Linked DNA regions of Mus musculus: region 2 is linked to region 1. A link is a contact called in ENCODE Hi-C or POLR2A ChIA-PET data. All regions are on one chromosome and are shown on one strand. Each heading gives the region's core, a stretch centred on a gene start or an enhancer-like site at or near the end of the contact. The rest is flanking DNA. Distances are from core to core; before and after follow the strand shown. Region 1 overlaps Zmiz1 (zinc finger, MIZ-type containing 1). Region 2 overlaps Zmiz1 (zinc finger, MIZ-type containing 1).

The links. A loop is a pair of places that touch in the nucleus more often than their neighbours do. ChIA-PET counts read pairs that join two places held with the same protein, here RNA polymerase II (POLR2A).
Region 2: a map of gastrocnemius shows a loop between it and region 1 (2.9-fold over the local background). The contact joins two enhancer-like sites. A Hi-C loop is called at or near these places in 10 of 37 maps with a recorded cell type or tissue (CH12.LX, T-helper 17 cell, gastrocnemius and 3 more). POLR2A ChIA-PET finds 5 or more read pairs at or near these places in 2 of 5 experiments (Patski and embryonic stem cell).

What each region holds. Positions count from the first base shown.
Region 1 is chr14:25,468,100-25,475,030 of GRCm38, forward strand. The region is part of intron 1 of Zmiz1 (zinc finger, MIZ-type containing 1); the gene reads left to right. Among named protein-coding and RNA genes, the nearest start is that of Zmiz1, 12 kb to the left of the region's middle. Within about 2 kb of position 2,494, at least 2 of the 3 ENCODE cell types and tissues checked have a DNase peak (open chromatin) inside an H3K27ac peak, as active enhancers do; they include gastrocnemius and heart, where a contact is called at or near this core.
Region 2 is chr14:25,561,838-25,568,768 of GRCm38, forward strand. The region is part of intron 3 of Zmiz1 (zinc finger, MIZ-type containing 1); the gene reads left to right. Among named protein-coding and RNA genes, the nearest start is that of 4931406H21Rik, 22 kb to the right of the region's middle. Within about 2 kb of position 3,615, at least 2 of the 3 ENCODE cell types and tissues checked have a DNase peak (open chromatin) inside an H3K27ac peak, as active enhancers do; they include gastrocnemius and heart, where a contact is called at or near this core.

The DNA.
Region 1 (6,931 bases), core at 1,244-3,743:
TTGGCTTCTGTCCATTTGAAAAGACCCAGAGTAGAACAAGCCTTGACACCTGCTAAGCTCTGTGCAGAGCATCTGTGAAGGAAGACAGAGAATGGCACCCTTGGCTACTACTCACAGACCCCTAAGAGCTTCAGTTTCCTTACCCACCCAATATGAACTAGGATGATATCACAGCATCCTGATGCAGGTTGATGAGGAGGCACAATACCCCACCCCCTGGAACTGTTAACGTAGCTTGCTTGAGAGCACTCGGCCTCATTCCTGTAACCTCCATCTTCTGGAGAGAGAGCCCGCAGCTTACTTCTGTGTGGACATCTTTGAACAGTATCAGAAGAGTGCCCTTGCCCACAAGGCTGGAGTCCCTGGCCATAGGAGGAATCGCTGGACAAGTCTTGAAGCTCCTCTTGGCCACATTCCAGCTCTGTGTGTGACCTCTACCTTCAGAGGACATTGTCTTTAGAAGCCTGCTTCTCATCCAGCCCGGCATTTTCCTGGTGGGAAAACCAAGGTTGAAGAAAGAAAAGGGACTCGACTAAAGTCCCTAACAAAAGAGTCCTCCTGCGACATATTACCTGGCCCAGGGTCGAGTGGTCCTAGGAATGTAGGATGAATAGTTATAGGTATGGCCTTCTGGGATAGGCTGGTATCCCTGGGAGATAGTCCTATCTCCTGCTGCATGGGGTGGACTGTGTCTGGATTCAGTCTGCAGCTCTCTCAGGAGGATTAGGTGGGGAGAAGTACCCCAACTCTTTCTCCAAGGAAGGCAACAGGCCAGGTCAGAGCTTATGTGGGTCATCTTTTCCTGGTGCTGGGAGCCCTAATGTGGATGACAAGAACACTCAGCCTGCAGAAGAGCTGCCTGTCATGATACAGTGAAGGGCCATCTCTGGGGGACAAGCTTTGTGTGCAGAGAGGCATTTTGGGTAGGGCCTTGAGGAGGGCTGTGACCCCCATCTGCCACTGTGGTTAACACATCATTTCCCTGGCTCACAGTCCTTATGTTCCTGGCTTTCTGGACTTTGGGAAGTGGTCTGGCTGTCTGGCAGGGAAAGGAGGCTGCTCATTAGCCTTCAGTCTCTCTACTCATTGTGCACGGGCCACCGGGGCCCCGGAACCTCACTGTGTCGCAGATCCTGGGAGAAGAACTGAAATTCAGGGGGAAATTCTAGTTTTGTTTTGAAGATGGGCTGTGGAGCTCAGCCTCTGCTGGACGCCCTTACTAAAGGGCGAGCCTTCAGTGCCCCCACCTGGCCTGAGCTGACTTTGAATTTCTGCTGTTTCTTGTCAGCCCGGCTGGTCCCTTTATGCAGAGGTGGGCTTGCTTGGAGGGTTTGAATCTTTTCAGGCCTTAGAGTTCTTAGGCTATATACCTTGGATAGTTTCCCTCTTTGCCTGCCCCCTGGCAGTGCCTAGGCTGTACAGCCTGTTCTATACCACTCACAAGCTCCACATACCCATTTCTAGTATTCCTGGGACCTTTGGTTCCCAAGTCCTTGAGGTATCTTAGCAGCCACATCCTCTGATGCCTGTCATACAGATATATGTCCTGTGTATGACATCCCCATAGTATGTCGTGTGTGGCCTTGTGCACCTCCAGGAGTGGGCTGTTCCTACTCCCCTAGTGGTCCCTTCCAGCTGAAGCCCAGTTCTCATCCCAGAGCCATGAAGAATCCAGGACTCCTCTTTTTGACACAGCACAATTGTATTGCCTGGGTCCTCTGCAGCTGAATCTAAGGCAGGACAGAGTAAGCAGAATGGACTTCCTGGAGGAGATGGCTTTCTTTTGGTTAGGGTTTTTTCTATCGCCGGGATAAAACACCATGACCAAAGCAACTTGGGGAAGAAAGGATTTGTTCCCTCCTATAGCTTGTAGTTCACCCTCCAGGAAATTCAGGGGAAGAACTCGGTACAGCACCCTGGAGGCTAAAACTGATGGAGAGGGGCCACGGAGGACTGCTGTGTACTGCCTTGCTCTTCAGGGCTTGCCCAGCTTACTTTCTTAGCACACCCAGGACCGCCAGTCCAGTGATGGCCCCACCCACAACCAGCTGCATCCCTCCTACATCAGTCACTAATTAAGAAAATGCAGACTTATTTACAAGTTGATCTGCTGGAGGTATTTTCTCAATGGAGAGCCCCTCTTCCCAAATGACTCTAGCTTGGGTCAAATTGAAATAAAACTGTGCCCTGGGCCTTCTTGTTTTCTTTGAATCTGGGCAGCTTGAAGACATCAGGCTGGATGGGGAAGTAGAACCCTCAGGTCATGGGATGTGGAAGTGGCTAGGGAGGCAGATGGTTTGGGGACACGGGGAAGAAGGCGGCTGGCATTTGCTGAGCAAGCAGGATCCTGTACTGGGTGCTTTGGGAAGGTGGTTTTGTCTTTCAGGCTCTTCCTGTCACATTCATTCACTACTGAAGGTGGAGCCCTGTCCAGGGAGGTGGGGGCAGCATGGACGTGAGACATGTGTCCTCTCTAGCCCGCCTTCCACTGGCACTCGCCCGAGTCTAGCTTGCCCCTCACTGCCCACTGCCATCTGTCCAGGCCCATCCCACCCAAACAATCCCAGGCTCCAAAGCTCAGGGCTCTCTGTAAGAAGCTCTGGGTTTGGAATCAGAGCTGTTGGCATTGCTTCCTGCTGTGGCATCCCTTGTGGCTGTTAGGAACATCGGACAGGAGGCCCTACCCTTGTCAGGTGCTATGCAACAGCACTGTGTCAGAGAGCACAGAGTGTTATTACCACGTGCACCAGTAATAACATCAGCCCTTCATCTACACAGTGGGTCTAAACCAGAGGGACAGGTCGCTAGTTGAGCTGGAACTGGAACCCAGGCATCCCAACCATGCCCTCCACTGGAGTGAGTAAGGCTCAGGTACAAGGCTCCCCTGCTTGGGATTTCTGCTTTGTCTCATAGAGGTCTGGCTTACCCTGACCCCGCTCTCCAGAGCTGTTGGGCCTGGGGCAAGCATGAAGGTGTTTATTCACTGTGGTGTCTGGGGTACTGTTGGTCCCTTAATTGTAGCCTGCCCACGGCTGCCATCCTCTGGTAAGACACTTCAGTACATGTGGGGGGTTCCCCAGAAACCACTGCCACCCCCCTGAGACTCCTTGCCCATGTGTCTGGCCTATTTAGCCACCAAATGTTGCTTTGTCCTAAACCACAGTTTGGATTTGTTGCTGCAGTGTCAGGTGACATGACCCCTCCCGGAACCCACAGATCCAGAGATGATTTAGTGGGTGGGATCAGGGGGTAATAGAGGAACCTGTCCATCATACCTTCCTTCTCTTTCCAGATAGGGAACTGAGGCTCAGAGAGGGGAAATAAAACTAGCAAGGTGCTGGGTGCGCCTACCCTAGCGCTCTGGCCTCCCTCTGCCTCCATTCTCCACTCTCTGAGGCTGGCCTTCTCCCTGCTGGACCAAGTGCATGCAGGATGGGGAGACGACAAGCAAAGCAGCAACCTGTGCGCAGTTCTCAAGGTTCTTAAAGCCTTCATTCACTTAGGCTGCTTCCCTGGGACAGTTAGGGAGCGTCTCTCACTAGCCTGAGAACCGGGCTGTGGATTTGTCCAGTCCCCAGTCCTGTTCCCCTCGGAGAGAGTGGTTATCTAGAATCCTTTAGGGTTGTCACCTGTACTGTCACTGCTACAGTACCTACTCTGTCAGCACGCCCATTAGACACTTGAAATTGGGAAGGGGCCTGGGCATCTGGTCCACACTTTGCATTGTGGTCTCGATCTTCCTTTTTGGTCAGTGATCAAGCCTTCATCTTCTCTGCTTTCTGTGCTGAGTTCTAGTCCCCCCACTACCATTTTCTCTCCCTCCCTCCCCTCTTTCCTTCATAGTACTGGGGATCAAACCTGGAGCTTTAGCCACGCTAGGCAAGTACTGTACCACGGAGGTCCCCTCCCGGACTTGATGAGACTTTCTGAGGTTCAGGCCTGGCATTCACTGTACAGCTGAGGATGCCTTGAATTCTCCAACCTCCAGCTGCCATCTTCCAAGTGCTGGGACCATAGGCAGGTCCCACACATATGGGTTATTCAAGGTTGGGGGTCAAATCCAGAGTCATGTGTCTTAAGCTACATGCCAATCCCTACTAATTTCTTATTTGGTGACAAGGTCTCTCTTGGTTGCCCAAGCTGACCTTGAACTGACACTCTGCAGTACAGGTGGGGCCTTTCACTTCCCTTTCACCTGTCTCAGCCTCCCAAGCAGCTGAGCCACCAGGCTCACACAGCACACTGCAGCTTTTGAAGGTGAGAGGTACCTCAAGGCCGGAGCCTTGACATTTTCTCTAGCCTCTTCATTCGGTCTGGTGAACGTCTACTCATCCCTGAGAAGTCAGGTCAAAAGCTGTACCCCTGAGCTTGTCCCCTGATAGTATCAGATGCTGGGAAGGTTCTCCACTGAAGGCTCTCCCTCCTCCCTCCCCTCTGCTCTCTTTCTTAGTTGCTTGCTATCATCCTAGGCTGGGGCTGGGACTGGGTCTCCCTTCACACTCCCTTTCTCCGTCCGTCTGTCCGTCCATCCATCCCTGTCCTCACAGGTTGGCCCAGGGCCTGCACAGAGGAGGTAACAAAAACATTTCAGTGTATTCCTGGAGCAGTAGCTAGTTACTATGGAAACAAGGAAGTGTTGCAACTTCCTGAACTTGAGGTTGGGGTCAGAGAAGGCAGCTCTGTCTTGGTTCCATGAGATGGACCCAGGATGACTGTCCTGGGGTTCTTCCTAACTCCAAGTTGCCTGTGGCAGGCACTTTCCAGTCTCTGAGCCTCAGTTTACCCTTCAGGAACATGTAGGCATGGGGATACTTAGCTTGCTGTCTTAATCTGTCTTCTCATGTGACAGGTGGTCCCTTTGCCCTCTTCAGGCCTGTCTCCCACTTTTGCTCATCTATTTCCCTAAAAAGATATGTCATCAAGTGTCTAGATCCAAGTGTCTGTAGCCTGATTGCCCTTGCCTGCACCTTGAGACTGCAGGGACACAAAGAGGGAAGTCCCCACAGCCAGGGTTGCAGAGAGTAGAGCACGAGGTGGGTGGAGGGGTTGTCAGCAAACCAGGCCAGCTGACTCTGGTCTGAGCCAGCACATGCCCTGGGTCATTTTCCCTCGCCCTGAAAGTGGCCTGAACCAGTATGGGTCAGGGTGGCCCTTAACTTTGCTGGACACTGCCAGTTTTGCCTTCTGGTGTCATGCTATGGGGGGACCCTGCCCTGCCCTGTCCCAAGTAGCCTCAGAGGATGTCCCCTGCCCACAGCAGTAGGTGAGCAGCGTGTTCTCACTGTTTCCTCTCTCTGCCTGATCGCTCAGAGTCTCAAGTCAGCCAAGCTCAAGCTGCAGCCTCCCCCGCAGCCCTGCAGCCCAAGCAGGTGCATTTGAGCTCAGCCTTGTCCACACAAGACAAAGAAACCAGACTGAGAGTCAAGCAGCCCAACCCAGCCCAGGCACCCACTGCTGTGCATAGCTGACCCCAGGCTAAATCGACATCAGACTTTGGCTGCCCCACACCCACTTTGGGCCCTTTATGCCTTTAGAGGTAGACCAGGTTTCCCCCAGGTCTGGGACTAGTAGGGCCTGGAGGAAATGGTTTCACATCTTCTCCAGCTCAAATTACTGATCTATAAAATAGGAAGGGAGTGAGGCTGAGTAGGCTGGGGCAGGCTGCCTGAGTTCTCTGGAGCCCAGTTACACTCAGTGGGCAGGCAGTTGCAGGCTAGAGTCTGGAACCTGGAGACATCTGGGAATTTTTTGGGGGGTGGTGGTGGGAAATATAAGTCCAAGTGCTCTGGTGTATGTAGCTCAATAGTAGAATGCTTATCTAGCAGTCTGAGGTTCAAAGTTCTACTCCAACATGAATGAAGTGGGAAGGGAGGGAGAAAAGGAGAGAAGGGAGGAAGGGAGGAAGAGAGGAAGAGAAGGAGGGAGGGAGGGAGGGAGGGAGGGAGGAGCAATGCTGTTTTGTTTTTGTTTTTGTTTTCTGTCTTAGGGAACCAGCAGTCACTCGAATAGGTCTTCCTTCCCTTCAGTTCCCAGCTGTGTTTCCTACCCCTGGAAACAGCCCTGACCAGAGTCTACTAACTAGTTAGTCACTCACTCCTGCTACCTCACAGCCTCGTGATCTGGACAAGCCCTATGCTCTCCCTGCATTGTGGGACCCTGAGTCCATGCCTGCGTCTGGAATGCTGTTGGAAGCCTGTTCGTGCCTTTTTGTTACCAAGTAGGCAGAATCCTCACACTAGACGCCCCCCTCCCCCCCAACCCCACACAGGTTTCATGTCAGGTCTCCCTTCTGGAAGAGTCTCACTTTGTGGGTGACAGCGGGTCTGTGTTTCTTGTTGAGGCTAGGAGATCACCTCAGATCATTCCTCAGGCGCCATTCATCTTTTCCTGTTAAAGGATCTGCTATTAGTGAGGAGACATTTGTGTGCCTGGTGTGTGCTTATGTGGATGCGTATGCTACGGTGCATGTATGGTGGCCAGAGGGTCTATGAAGTCGGGATTGTGAAGTGCTGGGATTGAACTCAGGCCACGAGGTTTGTACAGCAATACCCTTTACCAGCTGAGCCATCTACTCGGACCCATTGAGGTTGTTTTGGTTTGGCTTTGAGTGGGAGTCTCTCACTGACTTGCCTCTCCAGCACTGGAATGACGGGTGAAACAGCCCTTTTTACGTGGGTTCTGGGGAATCAGAGTCAGGCCCTAAGCTCTTAACCCTCTGAGCCATCTTCCCAGCCCTGGGCTGTGTGCACAGCCACAGAAACCAGTTCTTTACAGCTTGACAGTGAGAGACTTACTTGTCTGTTCGCTGAGGTCCCCTTGGGGGCCCACTAGCTTTCTGCCTTCTTCCTGCTTTGAGATGTGTCCCCAGACAGTGCCTGGGTCAGAGAAACCCTGAGTCAAGCTGGGTGTAGCCACGAGTGCTTAGAAGGAA
Region 2 (6,931 bases), core at 2,365-4,864, 95 kb after region 1:
CTGCTCCAGTTCACTGCTTTCTAGAAGACTCCAGCTTCCCTGTCCCCCAGAGCTCTTGAGTGATTGCAGGCCTCCCTAACCCCTCCCAACTTCCTGGCATCTGAGACTTGGGAATAGCCATAGGAGCCTGAGGCAAAGCCAGGTCAGGGCCTCTGTGTGTGTCTGTGTGTGTGTGTGTGTGTGTGTGTGTGGCCTGCACAGTGTCAGTCATGTTAACAGTGATAGTCACTTTCTTGCTCTGGGCAGTGGGGATGGGAAGGAGGTGCCCAGCTGATGAAGATCTGCCATGTTCCTGTGCAGAAAGAAATGTGCAGCAGAGGCCCTTGTGGTCAGAGCAGGGGCAGAATCCCGGCACCACTTCTCAGCACTGGGGCCTTAAGCAGGTCACTGCGTCTTGAGAGGCCCTCAGAGCCTCAGTTTCCTCTCAGTGGCCAGCCCGTGATAACTGAAACTTAAGTCATAACAGAGCTGACATCAAGTGAGGTGACACAGAGAACTTAATGTCTGCTCCCTGCAGGCTCAGTGGGGGGACTGGTTCTGTCAGAGAAGGAGAGCCCCAAGTGCCTTGTCTAAGGCTGGACCAGCCTTTCTTTGCATATTGTGTGTAGGGGTATGGGGTGTGCAGAGTCAAAAACCTAGAATGTGCCCAGAGGGGACAGAGCGCTTGACTTGAGGGCACTGCATGGCTTTGAAGGCATCCTGTGCCCAAAGGACAAAGAACCCAGATATAGCTGCAGTCCTCAACCTAGTGTGGGTGGGGACAGTGGTGACCTTTCTCAGAGCCAGTGTGTGTCATTCCTCTAGAGTAGCATTCAGTCCGGGGCAGAATGTCAGACACAGCCAAGTGGGGCTGCCTTCCAGGAACCTGAAAGGCGGAGGCTATACTTATTTTTCTTTAACCAACATCAGCAGTGGATGCTTCCGTGGACAGGGTGGGTGCTTGGGAGATTGGGTCACTGAGAAAAGAAGCCCCATCCTTCCAGAGACCTCCAGAATGGAGCCACAGCACCTTGAACCGCTGGCCTTACGGAGCCTGGTCATGGAGTGCTCGCTGCTTCGCTAGAGGAAGCAGGTGTGGGTCTTTCAGAAACCTGTCTCCTAAGTATCTCTGCTTGCTCAGTCCCTTAGCCCAGCAGGGAAGGGAGGAGATTTCTTGTCCTCCCATAAAAAGTCACAGGCTCGGGAGGTGAAAGAGCTTTCCCGAAGCCCACAGTCAGGAAGGCCTGGCTCCCAGCCCACCACCCACTGGAACCCGACCCTATGCGGATCTCCTGCCTGCTCAGGGCCTGTCCTCACTGCTTGCTCTCGAGAAGGACAGCTGGTCCCCAGCAGCTGCCTGAAGCTTCCTCACTTCTCTGGCTCCTGTCTGCCTGTCTTCCAGCCTCCCCTGGAGTAGACCACCGAAGAAACAGTTGCCCCCTCCCTCGCCTGCCTTTGCTTCCCAGGTGGTTCTCTGAGCTTCCATGACCTCTCCTTTAAGATGAGGAGGGTGGAGGTCGACATCAGAGCTTCCCTTACCTCATTCCCCACCACTACATCCTACCCAACTCTCAACTAAGACTACATTTAAAATGACCTTTGAGCTCACTTAGGTCAGCCATTAGATAAGTAGTTTAACTCCATCATAAATAAGACCTGTGAGCTCACCCTTGGTCATTTTCCTAGACCAAGACTTCACTGTGAAAATGGAAAAGGTTTGCACAGAGGCTACCTGAAGTCATTCTTTTCACCCGTGGGACACGTATCACTCCTTAAGGACACTGTCCTAAGTGGCCGGTACCAGCCAGGCCCAAGATCCCCCAGTTACAACTAAGGTTTCAGTCTCAGTACCTTAGCCATAGCATTCACCCTCGTCGGTCCACTGCATGAGCACATTTGGGGTATGGGCTTCAAGATGCATAACTGTCAGCCATCCTGGCTGAAGGGGAGACAGGTGTGTGACAGTGACACTGAGGGGACTGGAGTAGAGTGAGTGAGTAGTGTCACTTGCCAACTACACTTTGCTGGACCTTTAGCGGTGAAAGGGCAGGCAGTCTGACCCAAGGGCAGGCCAAGTCACAGCTGTAGCAATATGTTCAGACCTCAGACTAGGAGGCAGCGAGCCACCCAAGTGAGGGGCTTGGGATGTGGGCTAAGAGCAGTGGGAGGAGGGGGACAGGCTAGGAGAGGACCAAGCTCCATGACCTCTGTCCCCCTAAAATTCTAAAGCTGCTTGTCTTAGGGTTTTACTGCTGTGAACAGGCACCATGACCAAGTCAACTCTTATAAATGACAACATTTAATTGGGCCTGGCATCAGGATCAGAGGGTCAGTCCATTATCTTCAAGATGGAAGCATGGAAGCCTCCAGGCAGGCATGGTACAGGAGGAGCTCAGAGTTCTACATCTTCATCTGAAGGCCACTAGGAAAAGACTGGCTTCCAGGCAGCTAGGATGAGGGCCTTAATGCCCATACCCACAATGACTCACTTCTTCCAACAAGTCCACACCTCCAAGTAGTGCCACTCCCTGGGCCAAGCATATTCAAACCACCACACTGCTGGAGGAATAGATTGGGGTGGTACCCTAAAGTCTGGCTTCTATGTTTCCTCTCTCTCTTTCCCTCCTTCCCCCTCCCCACCCCTCATTCCCTCCCTTCTTCCTTCCCTTCCTCCCTCCCTCTTTCTTTTTTCTTCCTTTCCTTTCCTTTCCTTTCCTTTCCTCTTTCTTTCTTTCTTTCTTTCTTTCTTTCTTTCTTTCTTTGTTTTTTTTCTTTCTTGCCAGAGCAAGGTTGTCCCCCTGGTCCTGTTTCAAAACACAGCCTCCAGTCAAGCTATGGGCAGAGTCTCCCAGCCCTGCTGCCAGTCCCCCTCCCCCCTCCCCCAACTCGCGCTGCAGATGTGCATGGTGATTGAATCATTTCTGCACACCGTTGCTCACACAGCTCCCCAGAGATGTGCTACTTGCCTGTGCAAGCTGTCAGGAGATGTGTGTGCTCCAGTGCATCTGGGCCAACAGCCCATGTGTGCACATACCAGCTATGGAGAGTGCAGAGGGGTACGTAGATGTGTGTGCCGTGTGAAAACACCTTTACCTGGAGACGCTCGGGTTTACTCGCTAGGCCTGAGAAGTGGGAAAAGAAAACACAGTATTTGTAAGATGGTTGTGAGGTGCTCTTCCCACACTGGGGTGCTCCGAGTGCCCACTGTACAGTAAAAATTCTCTACCCCTGTGTCCAGGGAAAGACCCTATATGTAAGACAGCCAGATGAGTTCTCGCCTGTTTGAGGCTTCTGTCCACTGTTTTCCACTGGTGTAGCTGAAGAGGTTGGCTTCTTAGTCCCCCTTCAGCTCTCTGCAGTTCATTCTCCAGGAGGCTTTAAGTGCACGGGGCCAGCTTGACCTGAGCGTTGCCAGGAGATGATACTGTCAACAGAAACTTCTCCCAGCACGACCACCCCTGGAAATCGGGAAGACTCAGCCTGACTACCATGTCACCAGCTAAAAACTTCCATACATGTAATGGTCTCTGGTCAGGCATAGCTTCAAGAGAGGCAGTGCCTGGGGCGTTGGGCCATCTGGCAGGGGGTTGGTGGAGTGGTGGAAGAGGCTTTCCGGGAGTTTTCCAGGCTACGGGCTCCACCGCTTGGGCAGAACCTTTGGATTTTAAAGTTGAATGTGCTGCTCCTACTGAGGTGGAGTTTCCAGGCAGCTGGAGCCCTTGGATTCTGGCGTTTGGCAGGCTGCCAGAGGATGGCTAGCCCAGGCCTTCATTTTACAGATATACAAACTGAGGCCCAGCTTCTTGCCCTGTTCACACAGTGGGAGGGTAGCAGAGCAGGTACCCACCCACTGTAGACCCCCCCAGGCTAACTAGAAAGACACAAGGACAGGGATGGCAGGACCACAGAAAAGTTTCCTGATTGAGTCCACACTTAATCAGAGGGCAGCAGACTGGAAAAGGCTACCAGGTTGGTACCAGGTTCTTGGTTGGTAGAGAGCCAGGTCCTGCCTGGGTGCTAGAGCTGCTTCCACTGATGGTTTTGTCTAAAGGCACCTGGAGGCAAACACAGCTGAGTGGTGCTTCTGTGGCAGTGGGGCGACCTCTGCTGGCCGCCAACGGCTTGCCGCTTCCTGACAACAGGGTGCTGTGATGGGGTTCTGGGTGGCCTTGCAAACCACTGGCTTTGGACCAATGGGATGGAACAAGGGCTTCATTTGGGACCCAGCCATGGCTTGAGATAGGAGTACGCAGGAGACTGTGGCCACCGGTCTTGGGGGGACATGGAAAGAGCAGCATGCTAATGGCTAGAAAGGCAGAGGTTTCTAGCTTAGCCCCGCTGGCAGCCTTGCACTTCATCTCTCAAAGGCTTTGCCTCGGAACTGGGCAGCCAGTGAAAACAGTGTGTACAGAAGCCAGGCTGTCCCTTCCATGCCCCACCCCCTTTTCCTGCCTGGTGCTAACCTCTCCTCAGGCCCTAGACCCTTAGCTTTCAAGTCCTTGCACCTTGCAGTGTGGAATTCAGGCCTGCCATCTCTGTTCATTCCTGTGTTATTGGCCCCCATTCTCTACTATTGATACAAGCAGTTTCAAAGTGACACCTCAACTAAGTATAATGTTTCAAGAAGCTCAAACAAGAGCTTCATGGATTCAAGGCCAGCCTGGGCTACATACAAAGACCCCATCTGGAAAAAATAAATGTAAAGGAGTGTGCTGTGTGGGCCTCTTTCTTCAGCTTTTATTTTATAAATGAAAATATATAATAGCTAGATAACTGTAATACCAGCACTGAGGCAGGAGGATTCCCCATGAATTTGAAACCAGTCTGAACTACAATGAGATTGTATTTGGGGAGGAGGGCAGGGACTCCCTCTGTTGTTCCTGTTGTCTGTAATGTCTCCTGACAGTTACCTCTCTGATGTCCTATGAGTCTCACAAGTGTTGGAAGCCCAGCCAGGTCACACCTTGATTCCATAAGATGGAGCCCAGACCTGGACAGATATAGACCATGTCATCTAGGACAAAATCATTATGGGTTTTGGGTTCCCCAAAACAAAATCAAATGGACTGTCAAGTTGGGAACAACTTTGCCCACAGGTATCCTGAAGACCTTTGAATCCAGAGACCCTGTGGAGGTTAGCCTGATCTAGAGTGGTACTGTCTGTCTCTTTGCTATTTGCCTCCTGAAGTGAGGCCTGGGGTCTTGACAGCGTTCATAAGGGAAAAGCAGCCTTGGGGCTGAAAGGTTGCTGACCAGGGATGTGCAAGCTCCTCATACTTGCTAGAAGCTTCCGTGGGTGGGCAGAGCATCCTTAGGCTACCGAAGATATCGATATGTGCAAGCATGTGTCAAGACCTCTCTGAGTTCCTGGTCCTAAATGGCATGGCCTTCCTGGAAGATCCTCCTTGGAGGCAGAACTTGGTGGAGCCACCAGTGACTCTTGTCTCCTATCCATGGAGAAACTGAAGCTTTGAAGCCAGGGACGACTGCACAAGGCCCTCCTGTATTTTAGAGTGCAGGACACCTTCGAGCTTTTAAAATGATGGAGAAGGTAGAGGTGTTCAGAGGACTTGAGAGTCTGGAGTCAGCATCTGGCCCTCAGGATGCTGTGGTTTGTCTAGAGTGCCCCCTGCTGGCTGGTATGCCCATGGAGGTCTTTTCCTGGTTGGTTACAGGCTCTGAGCTGGGTGCTGGTATTTCAGGCCTGGGGTTTCTTTGTGCTTCCTTTCTGGGTCCCCAGCCAGTCACTCGGATGACCTGGATTTGACTTTCTGGGCTTCTTTGGCTCACTACCCTTGTCCTAGCCAGCTTTAGAAGTCAGCCACACACACACACACACACACACACACACACACCGTATATGTATGTGTGTTTGGCTGAATATATATATATATATCTCACATGCACACCAGATACCTGAGGAGCCAGAAAAGCGCGTCAGATCTCATAAAACTGGAGTTACAGATAGTTGTGAGCCATCACATGTTGCTAAGAACCAAACTCAGGTCCTCTGCAAGAATAGCAAATGTTCCTAACCATTGAGCCACTTCTCCAGCCCTAGAAAACATACACTTTACAGGAATCCTGGCTGCCATTATTTGCCCATGTTTAGAGTGAGATGATCATTCACAGGCCAAGAACCAAGATAACCTGTCCGATGGTGTTCCATGGGTCCACTTCTACCCCTTATCTCTGCCTTCCCTGTGGTTTATCTCTGTGTCACTGGAGTGCTAGCTGAGGCTCTCTGCAAGTATGCAGAGAGGAGGAGACAGCCTCTGCATGAGGCACCCCGGAAGGTGCCAGGGTGTGCTGCACCCCTCATAGCCTCCAGCAGGGACCCCCTAGGCACTCCCCAGAACCTGTCTCATAGGTTGGAACAGGGAACCCAGGATTCTGCTCTGGCTCTTACAGGATCAACTGTAAACAGAGTCACAGTTTCCTCACCTACAATGTGGGAATATTGCAGTCTCTGTCAGACTCTGATTGTCCTGCTTCAACCATCCAAATGCTGCGATTATGAACACACGCCAAGAGTCAGTTCACGAGCATACTGCTGGCCCCAGCACTGGGGATCTTGGGATTCCCGGGCAAGCAGAAGCACAAGATGGAGCAGATGGAAACACAATGTGGGGATGGGTGTAGGGATGTGGGGATGGCTGGACCAATGGTCTTAGTCAGGTTACTATTGCTGTGATAAAACATCATGACCAAAAGCAACTTGGGGAGGGAAGAGTTTATTTAGCTTCCATACACTGAGTCACAGCCCATTGAGGGAAGCCAAGGTAGAAAATCAAACAGGGGTGGGAGAGGGCTGACACAGACACAGTGAAGGGGGCTGCTTACTTACTGGGTTGCTCTTATGGCTTGCTCAACTTGCTTTCTTATAGAACCCAGGACCACCTGCCCAGGGGTGACACTACCCACAATCACCAACTAAGAAAATAATAGCCAC